Regions from separate parts of the Homo sapiens genome. Here region 1 is linked to region 2. Evidence: chromatin contacts called from ENCODE Hi-C or POLR2A ChIA-PET data. All regions are on one chromosome and are shown on one strand. Each heading gives the region's core, a stretch centred on a gene start or an enhancer-like site at or near the end of the contact. The rest is flanking DNA. Distances are from core to core; before and after follow the strand shown. Region 1 overlaps LOC105369844 (a long non-coding RNA gene). Region 2 has its middle 52 kb from the start of PHLDA1-AS1.

Evidence for each region. A loop is a pair of places that touch in the nucleus more often than their neighbours do. ChIA-PET counts read pairs that join two places held with the same protein, here RNA polymerase II (POLR2A). Pooled maps may share reads with other maps.
Region 1: a loop to region 2 is called in a map of PC-9, with 3 times the contacts of the local background. The contact joins two enhancer-like sites. A Hi-C loop is called at or near these places in 1 of 168 maps with a recorded cell type or tissue (PC-9) and 7 of 50 pooled maps. POLR2A ChIA-PET finds 5 or more read pairs at or near these places in 4 of 52 experiments (GM10248, Panc1, WTC11 and 1 more).

The regions. Positions count from the first base shown.
Region 1 is chr12:75,782,616-75,788,741 of GRCh38, forward strand. The region is part of intron 1 of LOC105369844 (a long non-coding RNA gene); the gene reads right to left. Among named protein-coding and RNA genes, the nearest start is that of PHLDA1-AS1, 240 kb to the right of the region's middle. Within about 2 kb of position 2,121, at least 11 of the 41 ENCODE cell types and tissues checked have a DNase peak (open chromatin) inside an H3K27ac peak, as active enhancers do; they include PC-9, where a contact is called at or near this core.
Region 2 is chr12:75,975,972-75,981,792 of GRCh38, forward strand. No RefSeq gene overlaps it. Among named protein-coding and RNA genes, the nearest start is that of PHLDA1-AS1, 52 kb to the right of the region's middle. RefSeq lists enhancers at 1,503-2,702, 2,031-2,200, 2,077-2,221, 2,231-2,280 and a cis regulatory region at 2,142-2,155. Within about 2 kb of position 2,885, at least 25 of the 41 ENCODE cell types and tissues checked have a DNase peak (open chromatin) inside an H3K27ac peak, as active enhancers do; they include PC-9, where a contact is called at or near this core.

The sequences.
Region 1 (6,126 bases), core at 871-3,370, 190 kb before region 2:
AGGTTCAGTTCTGCAAGACGAAAACCTTCCGGGGATCCATTTCATACCATTAGAGATAAGCTGAACCCTACAGAACTGTCCACTTAAAAATGGTTAAGATGGTAAATTGTATATGTTTTTTAACCACTATAAAAGTGCAACCATTTTCTGTATAACAGGTCATCTTAAACCATCCTCCTTTACACTTTGTTATGAATTAATTTATCAGATTAGCTTCATTCTCTGAAGGACAGATGTGTCAGTTTTTATAAAGAGGAGAGCCAAAAGGGTGTTAGGAAAGGGAGGCTCAGGGCATCATAGAAGTCTCTGGGCATCTGGGAAGATGACCAGGCACAGAAGCTAGGCAGCTAATGGAGAGTGGAGTGGGGACTGCAGAAGCATGAAAGAGAGCGGGGCAACACAAAGACATGAGAAAATGCACTAAAAATACATTTTTTCTCATATTTTCCCTGAAGCTGCTATCCTTGGGTGACCTCAAGAACTTACAGGCAGTGAAAAGTTGCCTTTGCAAAGGCTGCCCTGAGAGACACTCAGAATAACACGGCTTGAAGGGCCCTTCTGGCAAGCGCATCACAGCTGGGTTTCCAGGACCACAAAGGCAGACTGAAACTTTCTCCATTAGCTGTGAGTGTGCCCTGCTGAACCTTGTGGGCCCAGATGGTGCTTATTTTTAGGCACCTTCGTCTTTCCATGACTAACTGGGAACAGTAAAGTATGGAGCTGGGTCTAAGAGCCAAGGCAAAGTCTCTATTTCAGGAAAGCATTACAGCTGGGGAGAAGCTTTGGCTCAGCAGTCTCCTGGGTTCCTGCCCCTCTGTTAAAAGGAGAGACGTCTGTTCACCTTAAGCACAAACGGGGTCATGGACTTGGGGCTGAGGAAGCCCTGAGAACATATCAGTCCCAAATAGCTACAGCTGGTGCAAAAGGAGACTGGGCAAAGAGCTGCTGCTTGACTGTTACCCCGATGCTGCCCCGATGGGATGATTCTGCACTGATGGGCTTTCAGCACTTAGTCCTGGCCTGCCTGGGCCACTCATCCACCCGTGGGCAGGACTCCAAGCCTCCAACTTTCATGACTCTTTGCTCCAGGCCTTGCCCACACTGCATCAAGGCCAGCCTAGCATGAAGCTCTCATGTCCTCAGAAGGCACCTGGCAGAGAAGCTCAGTGTGTGCAGAAAAGAAGTACAAGGTTTTCTGAGAGTTCACTGAGTAAATACAGTGACACACATATAGACTAAGAACCTCAGTCCATTCACTTGGGTATGCAAAAAATTGTGCATTACCTACTCTTCCCATTCTTGAAATCACTATAATTCTGACTCCAAGCTCCACTCTCGCTGGACCTAGAAGTTAAACCTACGCTTTCTTGGGTTTCCTCCTGCAAATATGTAAAAGTCCTGGGGTCTTAACTAGCTTCAAGATGGGGAATGCCCTCAAGGTGTCAGTTGCGGGTCCACACTGGCTGTGGCTGAGACACCCATTATCCCAGGTTCTGCTGCTTCTTTGCCAAGACTAGAAATCTCAGATGAAACAGGGGAACACAAGTGGGAGAACCCAAGCCTCCTACAGGTGCCCTTCCTGTCAACACTTCCCCCCTGAGGCCTTCTCACAACCTGAGTAGGGTACAAATTCTGAGGGCAGGATCTGTCTCTCCCTCCCAGTCACCAGAAATCTCTCCTTCCAGCCTTATTGTTTCTCATATGGCCTGTTCCACTCCAGCCCCCTCCAGGACACACTTCAACCATTTAGGATCTTAGGACAGAGTCTTGAATTTCATTAAAGCTTTTTCTGCTTTCAACCCTGATAAATCCCTGAGATAAATAATCACAAAGCTTGGCCAACATTAGGGGTTAGTATCTCCATTTGAAATAAAGCACAGGTAGCTGAAGTGATGTGTACCATGTGTTGGAGGCAAAACCTAGACAAAGAAGCCAGGTGTGCTGATTGTAGGCAAGTGTCCTGTCCAGGATGCCACCAAATTGCAAGTCAGAGAGCATGCAGCAAATGCTGGCTTTGGAACTAGCAGGCAAGAAACTGAAGGCTCACTTGTGTTTTATTATCAACACTGGGGAAGCTGAATAAAACCAGCTAGTGGTGGGCAGGGAGCCAGCATTGGCTTGATTAGATCTTCACTCTGTGGTTACCAGCCAGTGCCATCCAGGGAGAGCCTGAATCTGGAGGAGAGGCTGTGCTGCCAGTGCAGCCAGCACCTGTGTTTGACTATTTCTACTGCTTGTTTCAAGCAAACAGGCAGTGACGCAAGAAAGGCAGGAAAGAGGACTCTCTGAGCCTGGCATCTGGTGAGGCCAAGTTTTACTGAGCATGCACATTGCTTTTCTACCATCTTGAGGATAAACCACTTGCCCCTCGGTCAGAAGCTCTCCTAACTAGAAGATGTCTTATTTTGGAAACAAAAGCTAAGTAATGGGTTGACTCCTTGGTGTTTATCTCTCTGAAGTCAGCTTCATATATTTGGGGGCTGGAAGGGATTAGGAGACAGGACTGTTGGAAGCTACATCAGGAAGGTGGCTCTATTTTCTGAGATGTCCTCTGACTTTTTTGCAGAGCATCTCACTTCCCTCTGGACACCCCCACCTTCTTGCACCTGGCATCACCACACTGCCTTGCTCCCTTTCTCAGGATGCCACCCAGACCTGAACTTTCCGGCCACTGTATCAAGCACAAAAATGATACTGCCTTCATCATGCTCATCAAAACTGCCATTTTCTGGATGTCATGCTGTGTAGAATGGGGTAGCAGTGGTGAATGGGCCCACATAAATAATTCATTCTAAAACATGAGCCCTGCCAATATTGTTATATAAAAGAAACTTTCCAATGGAGTATAAACTTTACCACAAACTTGAGAATTTGTGTCAGCTCTGTTCGCTACCATGATTTGATAGAAAATTATCTCATTAAACCCAAAAAAACAGGCCAGTAATAATAATATGGTTGAAAATGAGCCTCAAGAGAAATATTTAGTAACATTTGCCAAGTTTGGAATGTAATACATTATTTTGCTATTGTTGAAATCCTCAGCAATAATAACAATGTTGAAAAAGTACTTTCTCAGAAGGGCTGGTAATTTCATAAGTTTAACTCTAATGTATTTGTATACAGAAAATGAATGATATATTGAGCTCCAAAAGAAATAAGGCCCATGGGGCAAAAGGGATATGATCAGGGGAAGGTCAGGTCTTTACTAGACAAGAGGCCTGAGATAAAATAAACATGGTCTTGTGCAGAATTTTTTAAATTTCATGTAATGAGGGTTGTGGAATCAATTCCATGAGTTTTAACCAAACTTCTCTTTGGTATGAAATGGAAATGCAATAAACTATACCACAGATAGTAAGGTCAGTATACACATGTATATAATATATACGAGTTTGAATAATATAAAATGTAACTATGACTGAGGATTGTGGTTTAAAATGTTTGAAAGCAACAAGTTCAAGGCACTGGTTTTAAATTATTTTTAAGCTCAGAATTTTTATGTGGAAGCTTAATATGTAAAATAGATCAAAACAAATCTGTCATCACTGCAGGCACTGGTGAAGGGGGCAGAATTCGGCCCTGTCAGCTCACTACAATCCACCTTCCCGTGAGCAGCAGAATTCTGAAAACCACAGGTCCAGAAATTACACTGCTCCAGAAATTACACTCTGTCAGTTCCCCTAGTATAAGCGTCAAATTGATTCTTACTATTGAGGTTTGAGGGACCCAATAATAACACCACCTATTCCACCTAAATTCTGAATTGAGAGAGACAATAGGATCAACAGATGACAGTCAACTATCAACAAAATACTAATAAAGGCTAGGTTGGGGACTGTACTTAAGTGCAGGGTATCAGTGGATTTCCTAATTTAACTGGCAGAATTAGATAGACCTATGCAGTCACGGCAGCACCGGAAACCTGGAAGGCCCCAACCCTAATTCCCACTCAGAGGCAGAGACTCAGAGCAGACAAGCCCATCCCAAAAGCAAAGGGATGAGAAAGGCTAAGCTAGGCATGCCCCATTCAGAGAAGCCAGGAGTGCTATATTAATTGATACCTCTCCACAAGGAAATAGGAATCAGGTGGAAAAGAGGTTCCTCTCCATGACACTTAGCAAAATGATGTATGCTTTTTCTTCATAGCACTTACTGCAATTAGAATTAATGTCTGCCTCCCTTAGTAGACTATAGACTTTTTGAAGGCAGAGGCTATATCTATTCTATATCCTGTTATATTGCTAGCATCTAGCACACATTTCATGCTCAACAAATATGTGCTACATGAATAAGACTAATGTAAAAATACTGTCAATATAATAGACCACCTATACCCCACTTTCAATACCAAGGTATTTGAGAATTGAATCATATTCATTCAATGTCAAGCAAAACTGAGGCAGGCCTACTCTTGAGAGTATTTGAAAGATTGTATTTACTCACCCTGGTGAACAAAGAAAAAAATTAGTCCTGGCAGGGCATGGTGGCTCATGCCTGTAATCCCAACACTTTGGGAGGCCAAAGCAGGTGGATCATCTGAGGTCAGGAGTTCAAGACCAGCCTGGCCAACATGGTATAACCCCGTCTCTACTAAAAATACAAAAAAAAAAAAATTAGCTGGGCATGGTGGCACATGCCTGTAGTCCCAACTACTCAGGAGGCTGAAGCAGGAAAATCACTTGAACCTGGGAGGCAGGGGTTGCAGTGAGTCAAGATCATGTCACTGCCCTCCAGCCTGGTGACAGAGTGAGACTCTTTCTTACAAAAAACAAAAAACAAAAAAACAAAAAAAACACCTAGTCCTACTCAAGGAAAAGAAGCCGTGAAAAAGTAGGAAATCTACCCCCATGAGAAAGAACAACCAGAGCAAAGCTTCCCTCTTCTGGAAAGTCTATCAGGTTCCTACAGTTTCCTAGAAGAAAAGCCTTTCTCTCATGTGGTCTCAAACTCTTCTCTGTGAGTAAACTATAAATCACTTCTTTCATCTTCTGTGAGAAAACAACTTTGACTTATCAAGCCTACCTTTTAACGTGGCTTTTGCCTACCATATCTACAAGGTGATGAAGCTGTTATAATCAACAAATCCAAGAGAAGTAGCTATTTAAATAATAAGAATTGTAGCCATGTTTCCTCGTGCCGTAAGTCCATGCTCTTAGGGGGCATTAGGTCTCCAGCCAGTAAAGAGTCTCATTCACAACAGCAGCATGTGAGGTCAAGTGGGAATGTACAGAGACACTAAGAACAGCCCTCAGCCAAAAATCTCTCCTTTATTCATCCCATATTGTAGACTCCACTGGGGGAAGGCTATGAAAACTCCTATTTAGATTTAAATATATTTTGAGAAGGCAAGCTTCTTTGACCTTTATGTCACACCCTTTATGGACTTAGAGCCCATCAATAAGGGTTATTGATAATTTAAACAGAAATTACTTATACCCTCTCTACTAAAAAGAGCAACATTTTATTTATTTATTTATTTTTTATTATTATTATTTTTGAGACGGAGTTTCGCTCTTATTGTCCAGGCTGGAGTACAATGGTACAATCTCGGCTCACCACAAACTCCACCTCCTGGGTTCAAGTGATTCTCCTGCCTCAGCCTCCCAGTAGCTAGGATTACAGGCATGCGCCACCATACCCAGCTAATTTTGTATTTTTAGTAGAGATGGGGTTTCCCCATGTTGGTCAGGCTGATCTTGAAGTCCTGACCTCAGGTGATCTGCCTGCTTCAGCCTCCCAAAGTGCTGGGATTACAGGTGTGAGCTGCCGTACCCAGCCAAAAAAGAGCAACATTTTAATAATGAAACAACAAATTATTATTTGTTTTTTCTTCAACTTTTAAGTTTGGGGGACATGGGCAGGATGTCCAGGTTTGCTACACAGATAAATGTGTGCCATGGCGGTTTGCTGCACAGACCAACCCATCACCTAGGTATTAAGCCCAACATCCATTAGCTATTCTTCCTGATGTTCTCCCTCCCCCTAACCCCACAACAGGCCCCAGTGTGTGTTGTTCTCTCCATTGTGTCATTCAGCTCCCACTTATAAGTGAGAACATGCAGTGTTTGGTTTTCTGTTCCTGCATTAGTTTGCTGACAATAATGGCTTCCAGCTCCATCCATGTCT
Region 2 (5,821 bases), core at 1,635-4,134:
TACATAATGATGTTTAGTTACTTAAGTGCTCTGAAATGCAGTGGCCTCCATTACAAAATGGAGCCAACAAAAAAAAATAAGTATCTCCTGGTGTTGTATTTAATAAGATAATGGACTCAAAAGTGCCTGGCACAAAATAGGGGTGTAATAAACGTTAATTTCCTTTTCTGCCTCTACAAACCTGCCTGAGCCAATCAAGGAAGAGAAGGAAGGCGAGGAAGTAAAAATGGTTAAGAATTACATTTTAAGTCCCATTTCCACTCAGCTGCTTTTCCTAGCTCAGCAGAGAACATGTCAGACTAAAGAAGATCAAATAATCTTTGGGGTGAGTTGCCCTGATAAAGAAATATGCTGAAACAGCCTGTATGTTCTCAAAGTAAGAAACCAAAAGGGGAAAGTTCAGGACCTGTAAATAGATCCTTTTCATGCCCAAGTTCTGCAGATTTTACAACTTGCTGGGATATTTCCCAGGGAAATCAGAGAGAGGGGATAGTAAGAGGTGGCAGGGGGTTGGCGGGGAGGATTTCTATATTCCCATCACAGATCATTTAACTCTATTTGCAGCTCAGGAACCCCAGAGCACAGGAGACAGACCACTGAAAATTTCGTGCTTATTTTACCTCTTCACTGTCATTACTTTAAACATGTGTCTTAGCAGGAGTATTATTAGTTCATGACACAGTAGACATGGATAAGCATTTTTATGGAATTTTAGGGTGGGGAGAGAATAGATATATACCACTCTAGCCCAAAGTCATCCTGTGGTCGCTACTTAATACAAGTGAATTACATAGTGCCACCGGCAGAAGATGGAATTGATACTGCTTTACAAAATAACAACCTTGCATACATAGGTGGTAAGAAAAGCAAGGAAATGACTACCACAAAAATCAGGGTAGTGGATACCTCAAGACAGGAGAAGGGAGGTACGTCTAGAAGGTAAACAAAGGAGGGACGTCTGGGCTGGCCATGTTCCATTTCTTGATGGAGGGTATTCACTTTGTAATTATTCATTGTACTATACACTTATGCCTTCTGTTTGCATATTCTATTTCATAATTTTTAAAGGTTTAAAAAAAAGAAAATAATAACCTCTCTTCATTGAGAAAATAATACTTTGCTGTAGGTTTCAGCCCTAGGTATTGCAACATTACCATCATCCTCAGTTGATGTTCTTGTTCCTCCCATAGATTTTTATTCTGGAAGAAGAAGAGGAGGGTAGTATTTTTTTTTTTTTTTTTAAGACAGAGTCTCACTCTGTCACCCAAGGCTGGAGGCCAGTGGCACGATGTCGACTCACTGCAATCTCTGCCTCCTGGATTCAAGAGATTCTCTGCCTCAGCCTCCCGAATAGCTGGGATTACAAGTGCCCGCCACCACGCCTGGCTAATTTTTGTATTTCTAGTAGAGATGGGGTTTCACCACTCTGGCCACGCTAGTCTTGAACTCCTAACCTCAAGTGATCTGCCCACCTCGGCTTCACAAAGTGCTGGGATTACAGGCATGAGCCGCTGTGCCTGGCTAGGAGGGTGGATTTTTGAAGAGCCACAGGTAGACTGCTGTTAATACTCCTGTATAGATAACATACCAGGGAATGTTTTAATACAGGAATATGCTTGAGATATATACACACAAACATAATACACACACACACACACACACGTAATTTTTTTTTTTTTTTTTTTAGAGAGAGACAGGGTCTTACTATGTTGCCCAGGCTGGTCTCAAACTCCTGGCCTCAAGCAATCCTCCCGCCTGGCCTCCCAAAACGCTGGGATTATAGGTGTGAGCTACTGCATCCAGGCTTTTGGGGTATATTTCAAAGAGTCCAATTACTCTTGAGTCAGAACTCAGTGAAGCTCTACAAGATACCAAAATGTTCTCCAAGGGGTACGCAGCATTCGCAAATCAGAGTCATCAGATGCAAAGAAAGGGAATACAAATGGGCTTATGAAATCATTGGAAAAAATACACAATTTTTCAGGAAATATTAAGAACTCAGTTCCTCCTCCAATTCAGGGCATAGCAGAGCCTCAGGGCCTCTATGTGAAGAAAATCCCTCCTGTGTTTGGCATCTGAGTGACTCACCCAGAAAACCATCCACTGCGTGCAGCAAAGAGGAAATGAATCATGGAAGCTTCTGACCTTTGCACTTGTCATCTCTGCACAGGGAAACCACCCACAGACAGTCTCAGCAGAACTGGAGTCAGGGCAGTCAAACAAAGCACACACAGAAATGATGCAAATTCACTGGCAGGGAAGAGCAAGAGAATCAGGGCAAGAGAACGCAGCTCAGGGGTTGCAAATACAGGATAAACATTGGTTTTGTGATACAGAAAACTTAGCAGTTGAAACGGCATTGAGGATGATTTGGCAGTGCCCACTGACCTGTTGTTTTAAGCAGGAATCTGAACCCTTACCCTGCTGGCTGGGGGTGGGAGTGGAGTGGAATGGCATGGAAGAAAACAATGACCTTTGAATCTCCATCTTATATTTGGTATTTGGAGAATTTGCTTGGCTTGCGTTAGAGGAAGTAGGCCAAACTAATGCCAGTATGAGAGTTGGAATGGATTTGATAGAGTCACATTTAAGAAGATGAAAGCCAACGACTGCATTTTGAAAAGGCCATGAGTTCACAATAACTGGTCCAGGAGTACTAACACAATCTGAAGAATTATCTACAGCCATAGTCCAATACTTCACGTTGTGATTTGTTTTAAACAAAATCAGAATGCCTTTAAAATGCTAATTTGGAAGATAACTATAGTTCATCCTAAAACATGTACAGAGTAGAAAGCAAACACCTAGCGAGGACAGAAGGGCAAACCTCAAACTGCCTACATTACTGAATACAAGTGCATCAGGACTGTACGCTGAGATGCGATTGCTCTCAGCTTGTCTGCTCACCCATCAATGATGAGGGGGATAAGTGACTACCTACTGAGTTGCAGAGTTCAAAGGCATTTCCCTTCACCCCAAGGTGAGTTTTAAATGCAATTTCCCTTCTCACATGGGTCTACAAAGTACAGCTTCCTAAATACCTTTTTTAAAAAGAATATACCATCCCTCAAAAAACATCACCCAGGCCTTTGCCCTCAGGATAAACTTGGCAAGGAAACCTTGTCCTTACTAGTTAGAAGACTGGGAATTAGGCACTCGTATGCCACACAGTTTAATACGGAGCTCTCTCCTGTGCTTGATAACTCAGGCTGATAGAAGACATTGGATATTGGATGGTGTTCTGGTCACAGCTCAAGAAGGAAGATTTGGGGCTGATCTTAGAAACTTCCCTGTCCCTTCCATCCCACTTCTCACTCTGGCTACCTTCATCTTCTCTCTTCTTACCCACTTCAACATCACTTTACTTTAGAGAAAGGAGATTAGTCATTTCCAAGTAGAGAGGCAGCATTTATTGCCCTGCACCCTGTAGTTGCCCTTAGCATTTACCAACGGAAATGGAAGTGATTCAGTCTTCTCTCACATCACAGAACTATAGTGTGATCCTTTGCACACCGTTAAGTGATTTACATACAAGTGGTACCAGGGAGTGCTAGTATTCTCTTTCCACTCCCTTATGAAGTTCCATCCCCACTTCTATCAGTATATGCAACTAATGAACTAGTATATTTCTGCAATAATAATAATTTTTAAAACAGCTATCATAAATTTGATATTTACCATATGCCAGGTACACTGCTAATTTTTTTTTACAAACATTAATCCTTTTAATCTTCATAGTAACCATATTAGATTGGTGCTATTTTCATCCCCACTTCAGATGGGAAATGATGAGTTTAGGGGATTGTGTAACTTGCCCAAAATCAAGCCAAAAGGTAAAGGAGCCAGGATTTAAGCCCAGAGCTGTTCACCTCCAGAATCTGAGCTCTCAGCCACCACACTATAGGCCCTAGGAGGCTGAGGGCAGGAAAAGAAGCAACTGAATTCTATTTGTTGCTACAGTGATTCTGGTCACCTTTTCTTTATGTAATCATAGCAGGCAGTAGACGGGAAACATAATGAAGTCTTATTTCCAAGAGGACATCTCAGCTGTCATCTATGAATTTTCGATATTTCTTTCTTATGTATAAGAAATGAGAAAGGAAGAAAGACAGCAGCAGAAGCCCTAGAAGTTTGTAGCCTTATTTCCCTATTCCTGGATAATGGGGAATTTGACCTTTCTGAAAAGATGGTCTTTCAAGCTTGACCAATAAAAGCCCCATCAGAAACACCTCATCAAGCACACATAGAAAGGGGCCAATTGGGTTCAACTTCTCATTGGGAATTCATCGTCTGACCTTCTGTTGGGAACAACATTTACGATAAGATAAATCACACTCTCATCTTCTCCCACCATTTTGAACCGGAACTAACCTATCAACAATTTAGTGAGCATCTGTCATGTGCATTGAGACTATCACGATTACTTTGTAGCAATCACAGAAAAATTAGACAGTCTGTCTTTAATTAGTGCATGTTCCCCATAGCTTGGCATTTAGTAGCTAGTTTATTGCAGATGTACAGTACAATTGGTTTCTGGTTCAGGACCTCATTATGTTCAAGACAATACATACACATATATACATATTTATTTTTTAAATCAGCAGCTTAGAGATTCGAGATTTCTTTACGTTAATCAAAGTTCTGACTCTGGGAATAGAAAAAGACAACCCAACTTTTAGATTTCAAATGAATGTCACGGTTGTTAGAAATTTTCTAGGAAAACTAAAATCTTTAGGAAAAGAGAAATGAATTGTATTGATTCTCTTTTGCTGATTTAGTGGGTGTTTGTTTGTTTTTGACGGAGTCTCGCTCTGTCGCCCAGGCTGGAGTGCAGTGGCGCAATCTCTGCTCACTGCAACCTCCATCTCCTGGGTTCAAGTGGTTTTCCTGCCTCAGCCTCCAGAGTAGCTGGGACTACAGGAATGTGCCACCACGCTCGGCTAATTTTTTGTATTTTTAGTAGAGACAGGGTTTCACCGTGTTAGCCAGGATGGTCTTGATCTCCTGACCTCATGATCCACCCGTCTCGGCCTCCCAAAGTGCTGGGATTACAGGCATGAGCCACCACTCCCGGCCTCGCTGATTTAGTTTTAAACCCCATAGTGTAACAGGAAGAACTATCTTCAAGGATTCAGGTTTTGAAACTAGATCTAGTTCATATCCTGGTTCCTACACTTACTAGCTAGCTATAAGTTGAGCAAGTTATTTAAGCCCTCTAAGCATCCATCTCCATCTATAAAATGGGTTGTATGAACCGAATGAATCTTCTGTCTAAAGCACTATCACAGTGCCTGGCATAGAGTAAGAGTTCCATACACGCAGCTTACAAACAAAAAAAAAAGAGGGAAGGAAGGAAGGGAGGGAGGGAGGGAGGGAAAAATCCTCATTGTATTCTTCCAGTTACCAATTTGCAAACTACAGATGCCAAAGACAGGCTGGCCTACATGAGATAAGACCTGGCAGCACAATAAAGACTCGCCACAAAAATACTGGCTACAAAGCGGATTTTGCTATAAGGAAGGTCTATTTAGGGCCCAACCAAGGGAGCTTAGTGATTACTAAGGCACTCCTTTCCAAGGAAGTGTACCCATATCACATTCCCCATGGAAAACCTGTTGAGACACCAGTGGAAAAAGATTGAGAACCCGCCCTTAACTGAGCATTAGGTGGGAATTTGCCAAGATAATCAACGATAATTGGCATAAAAGAAAAAGGCTTTTGAAATCAGACCCAGCTAATTGGCAGAAAGAGAGGGTCAGACAAAGGGAGCACAAGAACCATGTGAACTGTAGTCTGAGTTCGAGTTAACCCAGAGTCATTA